2 separate regions of the Homo sapiens genome follow, and region 2 is linked to region 1. The links are chromatin contacts, found by Hi-C or POLR2A ChIA-PET in ENCODE. All regions are on one chromosome and are shown on one strand. Each heading gives the region's core, a stretch centred on a gene start or an enhancer-like site at or near the end of the contact. The rest is flanking DNA. Distances are from core to core; before and after follow the strand shown.

Region 1 (5,586 bases), core at 961-3,460:
GCCAAAGGCATGAGGCCGGGAGGACGGCGATGAGGATCAAAACCCCTGGGTCCTTCCTGCCTCTGCGCCTGCCAGCAAAACAGCTCCATGAGTCCAAGGGCAGCTCAAGGGCAGCTCAAGGGCAGGCCACGGGAGCCACAGGTCCTGGCCATACAGCAAAAACATACGGAAGCCAGGGCAGTGCAGACACAGCAACAGGACAGAGGGGCCTGGCTGGAGCGCCAATGCCAGGGGTCTCTCAAGGCCCGCAACACGGTGTCCTTCTTGGACTAGAGTCTCAGTTAAATAACAAAGAGGGGATCTGATGACGTCCACGTGGGCTTCTCCCTGCCTTTGGTGGCGCCCCGGCCCTCCTGTGCGTCCTCCTGGCCCTGCTCAGATCCTAGGAGCCATCACACACTCAACATCCCCAGGCAGCACCAGCACCAAAGCCCCTCATTCCATAGCCCTCTAACACCTGGCTCAGAGTGAGCTCAGCTTCTTTTCTTCACACATGTCTTCATGGCAGCAAGGGAATCAAAAACTCTCCTCCTGGCCACCCACGGAAATGCAGCTGTCACCAGATGGAAAAGGAGGAGAAGATGCAGTGGGCTTGGGTGGTCCCAGGTGGCCCCTGGCCGGACTCTTTCCCTCAGTTGGGGGACAGAGGCTGATTGGAAGAGCACCTCCTTCCCAACGCTTGAGGACAGGGCCTTCCCTGACACCTGTGCCTGGGCTGGTCTTCTGCACCCTTAGCCTCAAGTAGCCTCAGACCACTGCAGTGCTGTTGAGGGTTATCCATAGCGTTTTTTTCCTGTGCTTTGGGTCTCCTTTGCCATCTGCAGCTGGACTAGGGGTCTTGGATTGCCAGGGAGGCTTCTGTGAAGTGGGCTGAAGAGAGCCCTTCCTCACTCGGAAGGCACAGCACAGCCCCGCCGCATTTATAAGTGAAAAGGGAGACCCCACTGTGATGGGGATCCTTCTGCCATTCCCCCAAGACCCCGGGATTGATGAGAGGCATTCAGAACTGCAAGGGGCATGAGGGGGCTGTCATGTCCTTGTCTGGGCGGCCTCCCAGGCTCAAATTGCTGCCTGAGAACAGGTGGCAGAACATTCCTGAATATTTAACCCTTGGCTCGCAAGAGTGCAGGAATGACAGTTCTGTGCCTGAGGAAAAGATTCGTGTCACTCGCACCTCACTTAGGACAACTCGTGCTTTACAGAAATTTACTAATGTTAAAGAATGATTTGTGGTTTCTTTGCTCAAATACAGGAAACTGACTTTTCTCAAAAATGAACTCTCCCTACCAATCTGCACCATGAAATTATTTCAGCAAACAAAAAATAATGGTTGCCCATCACCGCACACTGCGTGTGACTCAGCCATCACTCACAGGCAAAGAAGGGTGTTCTCTCCTCTCCCTGTCAGTTACTAATTCTCTGTAAATGACCATTTGACATCCTGGCCGGGGAGGATTCAGATCAGAGATGACTTCCCCACTGCCACAAAGTATGGTTCTGGGAAGGACAACCAGCCCCAAGGCCACGAAGATTCTGAAAAAGTTTCTTCTCATTTGAAGTCCAGTATTTCCTCGGCCCCATTTTTCTGTTAAACAATCCTTTTCCCTTGGAGATTGCTAAAGCTTAGCTCCAGGGCCAGCCTAAGCTCCAGCAGAACTGGGAGCGTCTCCTGTGTCTACATAGCTCCCTTCCCTCCTGCCTTCCTACTATCAAAGGAGAAACAGCGTGTAATTTGATTTTTTCCCCTTCTCCTCACTTGCCATACTGTGTTCTTTGCCTGGGCCTGTGCCTCTCCTTGCAGAGGCTGTGGACAGGAGCACCGAGAGCCACTTCCTGGAGCATGCTCCCCACCCCCGCAGCCTGTGGCTTCAGCCTCTGCTTCTGCAGACAGCGGTGGAGGAAGTCAGGACTGTCCCTTCTGACCTGAACACCTACCTCCAAGTCCTCCCTGTCGCCACAGAGACCCGGCAATGCAAGTGAGTCCTGTTTGACCTCGTCAATCATCGCAGACTGTAAAGGTGACTCGGATGCTCAAGAAACGAGCATACCCAGCAGTGGGCCCCAGACTTCTCGCAGGCCCAGGTCCTCCTGGGTGCACAGAGACCTACCAGACAACGGTCCGGCTGCACTGGTGTTGTGAGATGCCTGTGTCAGAAGACACTGAGTTCCTCACTCGCCTCCTATCATGCCGATGATCACAGGAGAAAGAGCAGGGCACATGCATGCCAGCATGCTGAAGGGAGGCCAAAACCCATGCTTGAAAACCACAGGTCCTGTTCTAGGAGCAGGAGATATATTTAGCCAAGCAGGATGTTTGTGGGTAAACCAACATTTTGCTGTAAATAAAATTCTGCAAACTCGGGACTTTGAGAATTGCAGAAGCTTACTTTGCCTGCGTATTGGCAAGAGAGCTATTTTCCTAACACAAGCTCACCATGACCCTCATTCAGAGATGCGCTTGACGCCGAGGGTGGTGCCTTTTCGCTAAGGGGTGCTGTCAGGGGATTGAGTAGGAGCCTGAAGAGCTAGGAGTATCTTCTCCCTGGGCAGACCAGCAGGCAGACCCTGTCCCTTCACACTACAGTGGCACGTGATGGGCCCCACTGCCCACCTGGTTCTGGTGTCCAGGCTGAAGTCCTCGTGTGACACTCCAAACTGTTCTGGCAAGGAAGGCTCACGGGTTCTGACCTACACTCTGAAACTGACCAGTAGTGATAAACTCCGCATGGACTTCAGCCATCATTGCGTACGTAAGAAATACGTGTTGCACACAGAGTGCTTCTCTACATTCCCAGGTTTGCCACTCCCCGACTTTTGCTGAAGCAGGTTTCTACTCCATCAGTCCCACAGATGTGTTCACAGGGCCAGCACTGAGTGTGGTGCTGGGGAAGGCATGTGCTTGGAGGCAGCCCTGTGAGATGGCACAGCCTAGGGGAGGAGTCGTGGTGGGGAAGACCCTGGCCACGCATGATAGAGGAAGCGTGGCCACACAGTCTTTGCTGTCCCTGCCACAGCATGGTGCTGTAAGTCTCCTCCTTCCGAGTCTGTGCAGACTTATGTGACACATTTGACCCAACAGAAATGCAGCATTTGTGGTGTGTGAAAGTTCCAGACCAGGCCACAGCGAGCTCCGTGGCTTCGGCTGTGTCTCCTGGAGCACTTGCTCTCAGGACCCCCTCTCTCAGAGCCCAGGCACCACGCCGTGAGAGAGCCCCAGCCACAGAGACAGGCTACGTGTAGGTGCTTTCATCAAAGTGCCACCTGTGCCTCCCCGCAGCAGTGTCAGGCCACCAGCTTGGACAGGCAGCTCCAGCCTCCAGTGGAGGCTTCAGAGGACAGCATCAAACAGCATCCACAAAGGAGACCCACCTTGTGAAAAGCGCCTAGCCAAGCCCTGCCCAAATCCCTGGCCTGTGCAATTGTGAGCAAAGCAATTCAATTTGGAGTGGTTTTATGCTGCAGTAGGTGACCAAAGCACTATGGAAGTGAATATCAGGAGCCCCTCACTGGGATGTCAGAAGACATTCAAGGAAGGTTTCCTGGAAGATTTAGTACCTCAGGTGGTACAGGAGAAGGTGAGATGGAGAGAAAGCAACCCCAGTCTGAAGACGCAGTGGTAAGAAAGGGTCATTCCCCTGGGCATGTGTGGTCTGCTGGGGGATGACAGCCGAGGTGAACTTGAAGCAGAGGACACTCAGACAAGCTGCACTCTGAATCCCGCTACGCTGACCGCAGCACTTGCTGAAGAAGCCGCCTCGCCACGCCCAAGCCCTGCAGAGGGAAGGACTGAGGAAGGCAGCTCAGAGGCCTCAGGCAGCCACAGTGTGCATGCTTGTCTATGACTCACAGCTACGACGTGGCCTGTGCTGCTGCAGCTGCTGATAAGCCTCAAACCTCATATACCACTCTCTTCCGAGGATTTTTTAAATACACAAAACTGGGAGTGAGAGGGGTATTTAATTCCCCTACTAACACATGTTGGGCGCAGCTGGAGCAGCCAGGCCCACTGTAGCTGGGAAGATGCGGTGCCTTGAGGTGCAGGCACTGCTCACTGCCACATGTGAGCACAGGTTCTGAGGGTGAAAGGTCCCTGGTATCTGGCCAGAGTGTTAGACTCTGGAACATAAGAAGCCCCCGAGGTGGTGGAGAAGGTCTAGCCAGGCTCCAGACTGGCTTCACAGAGGTAATGCTTTTTGGTTTGAAATCCGTAAGAGCGCACTACAACTTCAGGGCAAGCTCCAACAGTGCTTCTCAAACTTTAATGAGCACCCAAATCATCAGGGGGCGCGGGGGCAGTGGGTCGCTTACTAAAATGAAGATTCTGCATCAGGAGGTCTGGGGCGGTGACACGATTCTGTGTTTCTAACACGTTCCTGGGTGAGGCTGAAGCCACTAGTCCATGAAGCACACTTTGAGTAGCAAGAATGTGGAGGAACTGTCCCAGGATGGGCCATGATTTACCTGAATTCTCACAGTGGCTTAGACAATGGAGACCTTGTCCACAACTAAAAAATAAAAATAAAATCGAACCACACTCATTGTTCCAGGAAACAGCAATAACATTGGAAATAAATCAAATGGTTTATTACTGAGATTGTATTATCAGAGCTATATATTAATTTTTTTTTCTTTCTTTCTTTTTTCCTTTTTTGAGACAGGGTCTCACTCTGTCACCCAGGCTGGAGTGCAGTGGCATGGTCACTGCTCACTGCAGCCTCGAGTTTTCGGGCTCAGGTGATCCTCCCACCTCAGCCTCCCGAGTAGCTGGGACTACAGGCATGCACCACCACATCCAGCTAATTTTTTGTACTTTTAGTAGAGATGAGGTCTTGCCATGTTGCCCAGGCTGGTCTCAAACTCCTGGGCTCAAGTGATTCGCCCACCTCAGGCTTTCAAAGTGCTGGGATTACAGGTGTGAGCTATACCCCCCCACCCCACCCACCTGTATATTCATTTTCTATAACTGTGTAACAAATAATAAATTCCTATTACTGTATAACAGACTTAATAGCTTAAAACAACACCCATTTATGGTCTCATAATTCTGCAGGTCAGAAGTCCAGGCGGGTTTAATGGGGTTTTCTGCTTGGAGTCTCACAAGGCCAATGTCAAGGTCTCCTATCTGGAGGTTTGGGGAAAAAAATCTACCTCCAAGTTTAATCTGGTTGTTGGGCAAATTCACTTCCTTGCAGTCCCCTGAAATCCTCATTTTCTTGCTGGCTGTCAGCCAGGGGTTGCTCTCGGTAACAGGGACCTCCCAGGGCCTCCTCCATCTCAAAGCCAGCAACAGAGACTCCACCCTGGTGTCAAATCTAACTCCGGCTCTGTTACCAGCCAGAGAAAACTCTGCTTTTAAAGAACTTGGCCGGGTGCCGTGGCTCACACCTGTAATCCCAGCACTTTGGGAGGCAGAGGCAGGCGGATCACCTGAGGTCAGCACTTTGAGACCAGCCCGGCCAACATGATGAAACCCCGTCTCTACTAAAAAATACAAAAATTAGCCAGGCACAGTGGCAGGTGCCTGTAATCCCAACTACTCAGGAAGCTGAGGCAGGAGAATAGCTTCAACCTGGAGGCAGAGGTTGC
Region 2 (5,517 bases), core at 1,713-4,212, 1.5 Mb after region 1:
AAAAACTTGGCAAAGGCCTCCCTCTCTCTTGGACTGAATGAGGTGGATCTAAGGAGTACAGTAGCAGGGTCCACCTGCTCCCACACCCGGCTGGAAGGAGGCTGGGCGCATGCTCAGCATCCACAAGACCACGGACTCCTCCTATTCTACCTCACCCATCTCTTATCCCACTGACACACACCCTCTGCTCGAACTCAACAGGTCCTAAAAAGCTGCCTTCTGGGAATTGCTCTCTCTCCTCCTCGGTCCACAGCCTGAGCAAACAGGCCACAGGGCAGAGCTGGTGGGCTAGGCTTGGTTCAGGTTACCACATCAGGCACAGGCTCCATCTGACCTTAACTTGATGGGAAACATTTTCTCATGAGACTATGTGCAGTGATAATCTTCAATTTCAAATGATGAGCTAAAAACAACAACCAAGCAGGAATGAGCACAGTAAAGCAAGTTTAGATTTAAAATAAAAAATGAGGCTGAGTACAGTGGCTCACACCTGTAATCCCAGCACTCTGGGAGGCTGAGGCGGGCGGGTCATTTGAGGTCAGGAGTTTGAAACCAGTCTGGCTAACGTGGTGAAATACAAAAAAATTAGCCAGGCATGGTGGCAGGCACCTGTAATTCCAGCTACTTGGGAGGCTGAGGCAGGAGAATTGCTTGAACCCAGGAGGCAGAGGTTGCAGTGAACCAAGATTGCGCCACTGCAGTCCAGCCTGGGAGACAGAGCAAGACTCCGTCTCAAAAAAAAAGAATGAATAGCATAGGTCTAGAACAGCCTGGTGGCTGTAGGTAAATTTGAAAAGGTGAAAGAAAAAATAAACAATCAACCTGGCGTGGTGGCTCACGCCTGTAATCCCAGCACTTTGGGAGGCTGAGGTGGGTGTCACTTGAGGTTAGGAGTTGGAGACCAGCCTGGTCAACACGGTGAAACCTCATCTCTACTAAAAATACAAAAATTAGCTGGGCACGGTAGCGCATGCCTGTGATCCCAGCTACTCGGGAGGCTGAGGCAGGAAAATCGCTTGAACCTGGGAGGCGGAGGTTGCAGTGAGCCGAGATCGCGCCACTGCACTCCAGCCTGGGCAACAGAGTGAGACCCCGTTTCTAAATAAATAAATAAATAAAAATAAACAATCATTACAATCAGAGCTGTGCAACAGGGTAGGGCCAGGCTGCCCTGGAGATGCCTACTCAGGGAAGGGGGTGGACACATACTTGTCTGGAACGTGCAGAGAGATCCAAGTGCCAGAGGCAACTGCGTCAAAGCCTCTGCTCTTTCAACATGGGTGTCCTTTTGCTCCAAGCCTGAAACTTGCTGCTTCATCTGCCACTACTTTTGAAATTTAATGTATCAGCCCTCACTAAAGAAAAGTCTTAGGTTTACCTAAAATGCAGAGATACATCTAATCTTACCAAGGAATTGGAAGATTAGTATTTGTTTTGGGAAAGGATTCAGGGGATCAGCACAGTAACCCAACAACAAAAGGACTCACGCAGAAACATCCCTCACTTTGCCAATAGTGGACTACACAAGAGAAGGACAGCTTTAGGTTAGCCTGGTCCATTATTAATTCACCTAAAGATCTTGAGCAAAGCTTGTAGTCTCTGTTCTTTAGTTCCCTGTGCTAATGAGCAACAAAATCCAAAGGCACAACCTAGGGGCTACCTGGGTGTTTGCAGCTTACACTACAGCTGACCAATGCACCCAGCATAGGAACAACAGAAGCAAGGCAGGACTCCACTGCCTACATCATCCCTGACAAGCTGTTCGACTCGGGCAATGCCCTTAACCTCTCTGATTTTCACTTTATTTATCTGTCCAAGGGATGACAATTATCACTTGCTAAGCATAACTTGATGGGTTCCTGCGTAACTGGTCTTTGCAACAATCCCACAAAGTGAATTCTACTACTAGTTCCACTTCACAAATGTAGACACTGAGATTCCTGTGCCTTTAACACCCATGCTCTAACTCCTCCCTACATGACACCTATCCTCGCCTCCCTCACCCCCCTCCCCCGTTCCAGCCGGCCACATTCCTGCGTGGTTGTACCAGACAGCAAAAGGTCAGAGAGATCTGGGCCCTCACAGAAACCCACACGCTTCACTCTTGGGATTCACCTTTGCGAGATCTTACTGCAGTTTCTAAAACTTTCACCCTCGTTGAATTCAGGTGAAAGCCTTCAAATTCTAAAAGGTTGAGAAGAGGACCTGTGGACAACATCCCCTTACTATTAACAGCACAGCAATTCCGTAGTCTCACGAGGCTGAACTCTTTTGGTGCTGAGAGTAACAGCACTGTGGGCACTCTGCTTCTTCCTCCAGTGCTGGCCGGGCCCTCCGTCCCAACCAAGCCTCCACCCCACTGCGGCCTGGCAGTCCGGCGGGCATCCAGGCGGGAGGCGGCACCGCGTGAGGCTGAGCGCGGCACCGACGGGGCGGGGAGGGGGATGTGGAACTGACTCTGACGGGGAACGGGAATACTGAGGGGACGACAGACCGGCCAGGAGAAGGATCTGGGGCAATGGGAGACTGACCCAGTAGAGAGGGGATACTGGGGTGATGAGGAACCCAAGCGGTAGGGGGGGATGCTGGAGGGTGGGGGAATTCCGGAGACCGGCCGGGGAGGAGGAAGGTACTGGGGGGACGTGGAACCGACCCTGTTGAGGAAACGGATAATGGGGGCGGGGTGATACCGGCCGTCGGAGTGAGGTACCGGACCTGCGCCGCACGTCCACCGCTCACCTGCGCGTGGGCCACCACCAGGCTCTTATTGCCCTCTCCGTGGTACCCCCATTCATTCTCGTCCATCTTCCCCTCTTCCATGCCCAGGCGCAGCCCTGGCGCCTCGCGGGCTAGGACTCGGGGACGCGAGCTGGGGGCCGCCCGCCTCGCTGGGAACCAGCCGCTGCGGTCGGGGGAGGAGCGCCTGTCAGCTGCCGCCCCCGCTCGACCCCGCCGCGGCGACTAGCAAGCTGTGGCCGCCGGAAGCCACGCCCCCGGCGCCTGCCATGACGGAGTCGGGCAATTCCGGGTTCGTGACACTTTCCTCACACCGATCGCGACGGTGGATGGGCCGGCGGCCATCTTAGGTACTGGTAGAGCGACTCATTTCCGGAACGCGGTCTTGGGAGCCGGAAGAGAAGCTTCCGGCCTCGGCGCCGGATGTGTAGCTGGCGGAAGGAGCCGGCGGCTTTTCGGCGCCCGGTAGTGACCGGCAGTCCCCGGGTAGCCAGGGTGTCTGGGTGTTGGGACCGCTTAGTCGCGAGACCCCAGCAAACCTCTTGGCGTCTCTGAGCCTCAGCTTTTGCTTCTGTAGAATAGGGTGTACTCATCGTACATTTCATGGGAATACCTAACGCAGTCATTTGGATGGTCCTGTGAGGTAGAAAACATTGTCCAACGTTCTACGCGAGGAAATGTGGCTGGGCCACAGGACTGGACTCCCCAGTCCCGCTTTTGCCTGAAGACTTCGAGGGACGCAGTTGGAGCGCAAGGCTCCTGCTTGGCGGTGAGGCAGAGGGCTAACGACCTTCCTTCTCCTAAATTCACTGATGCGGCGGCAAGAATGGCACCGCCTCGTAGAGCTACCGCATTTCCCAAACTCGTAGTCTCAGGACCACTTTATACTCATAAAAATGAGGGCCCCAAGCTTTTGCTAATGTGGGTTACAGCTATCGATGTTACCACATTCTAAGTTAAAATGCTTTAAAGTTTTTTGTTGTTTCGTTTAAAAGTAAACAGCCGGGCGCGGTAGCTCACGCCTGTAATCCCAGCACTTTGGGAGGCTGAGGCGGGCGTATCACCTGAGGTCAGGAGTTTGAGACCAGCCTGGCCAACATGGTGAAACCCTGTCTCTACTAAAAATACAAAAATGAGCCAGGTATGGTGGCGCAGGCCTGTAATCCCAGCTACTCCGGAGGCTGAGGCAAGAGAATCATTTGAACCCAGGAGGCGGAGGTTGCGGTAAGCCAAGATCGCGCCATTGCACTCCAGCGTGGACGACAGAGTGAGACTCCATCTCAAAAAAAAAAAAAAAAAAAAAAGTAAACATTACATTCCACGCCCACCACCAAAATAAAGGAGTGGTATTGTTTTACACTTTTGCAAATCTTTTTAAAATCTGACCTAATAGGTTCTCACATGTGCTTCGGCATTCGGTCTGCTGCAATATATTGCATTGGTTGACATACACATTGTGAAGAACATCTGCAGTTATGTAGTTCACAAAGAGAGGACCTGCAGACCCAACTTTGAGAACGGCTGGGCACCTTGCCAGGCCTTGGGAATTGTAGTGAAATCAGGCCAGTGACTCAGGAAAATGAGCTGAAGGCTTTGAGCATCTCTTTCCTCCATTTTAGGCCTCAAAAGGGAGGCTGGGGCAGGGCATGGTGACTCATGCCTGTAATCCCAGCATTCTGGGAGGCCGAGGTGGGCGGATCGCTTGAGCTTAGGAATTCCAAACCAGCCTGGCAACATGGTGAAACCCTGTCTCTACAAAAAATTAGCAGGGTGTGGTATCTGTGCCTGTAGCCCCAGCTACTTGTAGGGCTGAGGGGCTGAGGCGGGAGGATCGCTTGTGCCCGGGAGGTTGAGGCTGCAGTGAGCCGTGATCAAGCCACTGCACTCTAGCCTGGGTGACAAAGCAAGATTCTGTCTCAAAAAAAAAAAGTGGGGGAGGCTGGGTGTGGTGGCTCACGCCTGTAATCCCAGCACTTTGGGAGGCCAAGGCGGTGGATCATGAGGTCAGGAGTTTGAGACCAGCCTGGCCAATATGGTGAAACCCCATCTCTACTAAAAATACAAAAATTAGCTGGGTGTGTGGTGCACGCCTGCAATCCCAGCTACTCGGGAGGCTGAGGCAGGAGAATTACTTGAACCCGGGAGGTAGAGGTTGCAGTGAGCCCAGATCGTGCCACTGCATTCCAGCCTGGGCAACAGAGCAAGACTCCGTCTGAAAGAGAAAAAAGGAGGCGGTGGGGGGGGGGTGGTGGGGAAGCTGGGTGGGAGGTGGCTCAGGACCCTCCACAGGGATGGTTGAGAAATGGGGGCAGAAACAGCCACTCCTGGAGGTAAGTAGCTCCCAACAGAGAGAGAGGACCTTAGGGCTCACAAAATTCAGTCCTTCCCACGCCCCCACAAGGCCAGGGAAGCTTAAACATGACTGCAGTTGAGTTCCTCAGCACCCTGCAAAAAGGAGAGTTGGGGTGAGATTAAATAATATATTAAGCATTAAAATATTTCCTTGAAACCTCTAAGGTGCTAGAAATGTTCTGTATCTTGATTTTTTCCCCCATGGAGGTGTATTATATCCCTGATACTTTAAAATTGCCATTATATGGTGATGATAAAAAGCAGATTCATGCTGGGGATGGTGGCTCACGCCTGTAATTACAACACTTTGGGAGGCCCAGGTGAGTGGATCACTTTGAGTTCAGGAGTTCAAGACCAGCCTGGCCAACATGGTGAAACCCATCTCTACAAAAAATAACAAAAAAATTAGCTGGGCATGGTGGTACACAC

The links. A loop is a pair of places that touch in the nucleus more often than their neighbours do. ChIA-PET counts read pairs that join two places held with the same protein, here RNA polymerase II (POLR2A).
Region 2: a loop to region 1 is called in a map with no recorded cell type, with 12 times the contacts of the local background. The contact joins the promoter of IPPK here to the promoter of LINC02937 in region 1. A Hi-C loop is called at or near these places in 1 of 37 single-sample maps with no recorded cell type. POLR2A ChIA-PET finds 5 or more read pairs at or near these places in 1 of 52 experiments (OCI-LY7).

Annotation. Positions count from the first base shown.
Region 1 is chr9:91,161,070-91,166,655 of GRCh38, forward strand. LINC02937 (long intergenic non-protein coding RNA 2937) reads right to left here and starts at 2,211. Exons shown (of 6, transcript NR_184105.1): 1 at 1,936-2,211. The region is part of intron 2 of LINC00484 (long intergenic non-protein coding RNA 484); the gene reads left to right. RefSeq lists enhancers at 2,171-2,220, 3,618-3,912.
Region 2 is chr9:92,667,169-92,672,685 of GRCh38, forward strand. It overlaps IPPK (inositol-pentakisphosphate 2-kinase), which reads right to left and starts at 2,963. Exons shown (of 13, transcript NM_022755.6): 1 at 2,740-2,963. The coding sequence starts at 2,820. It overlaps LOC107987095 (a long non-coding RNA gene), which reads left to right and starts at 3,194. Exons shown (of 2, transcript XR_001746837.2): 1 at 3,194-3,505. RefSeq lists enhancers at 2,065-2,234, 2,975-3,424, 3,435-3,484, 4,239-4,533, 4,791-4,960 and a silencer at 2,755-2,934.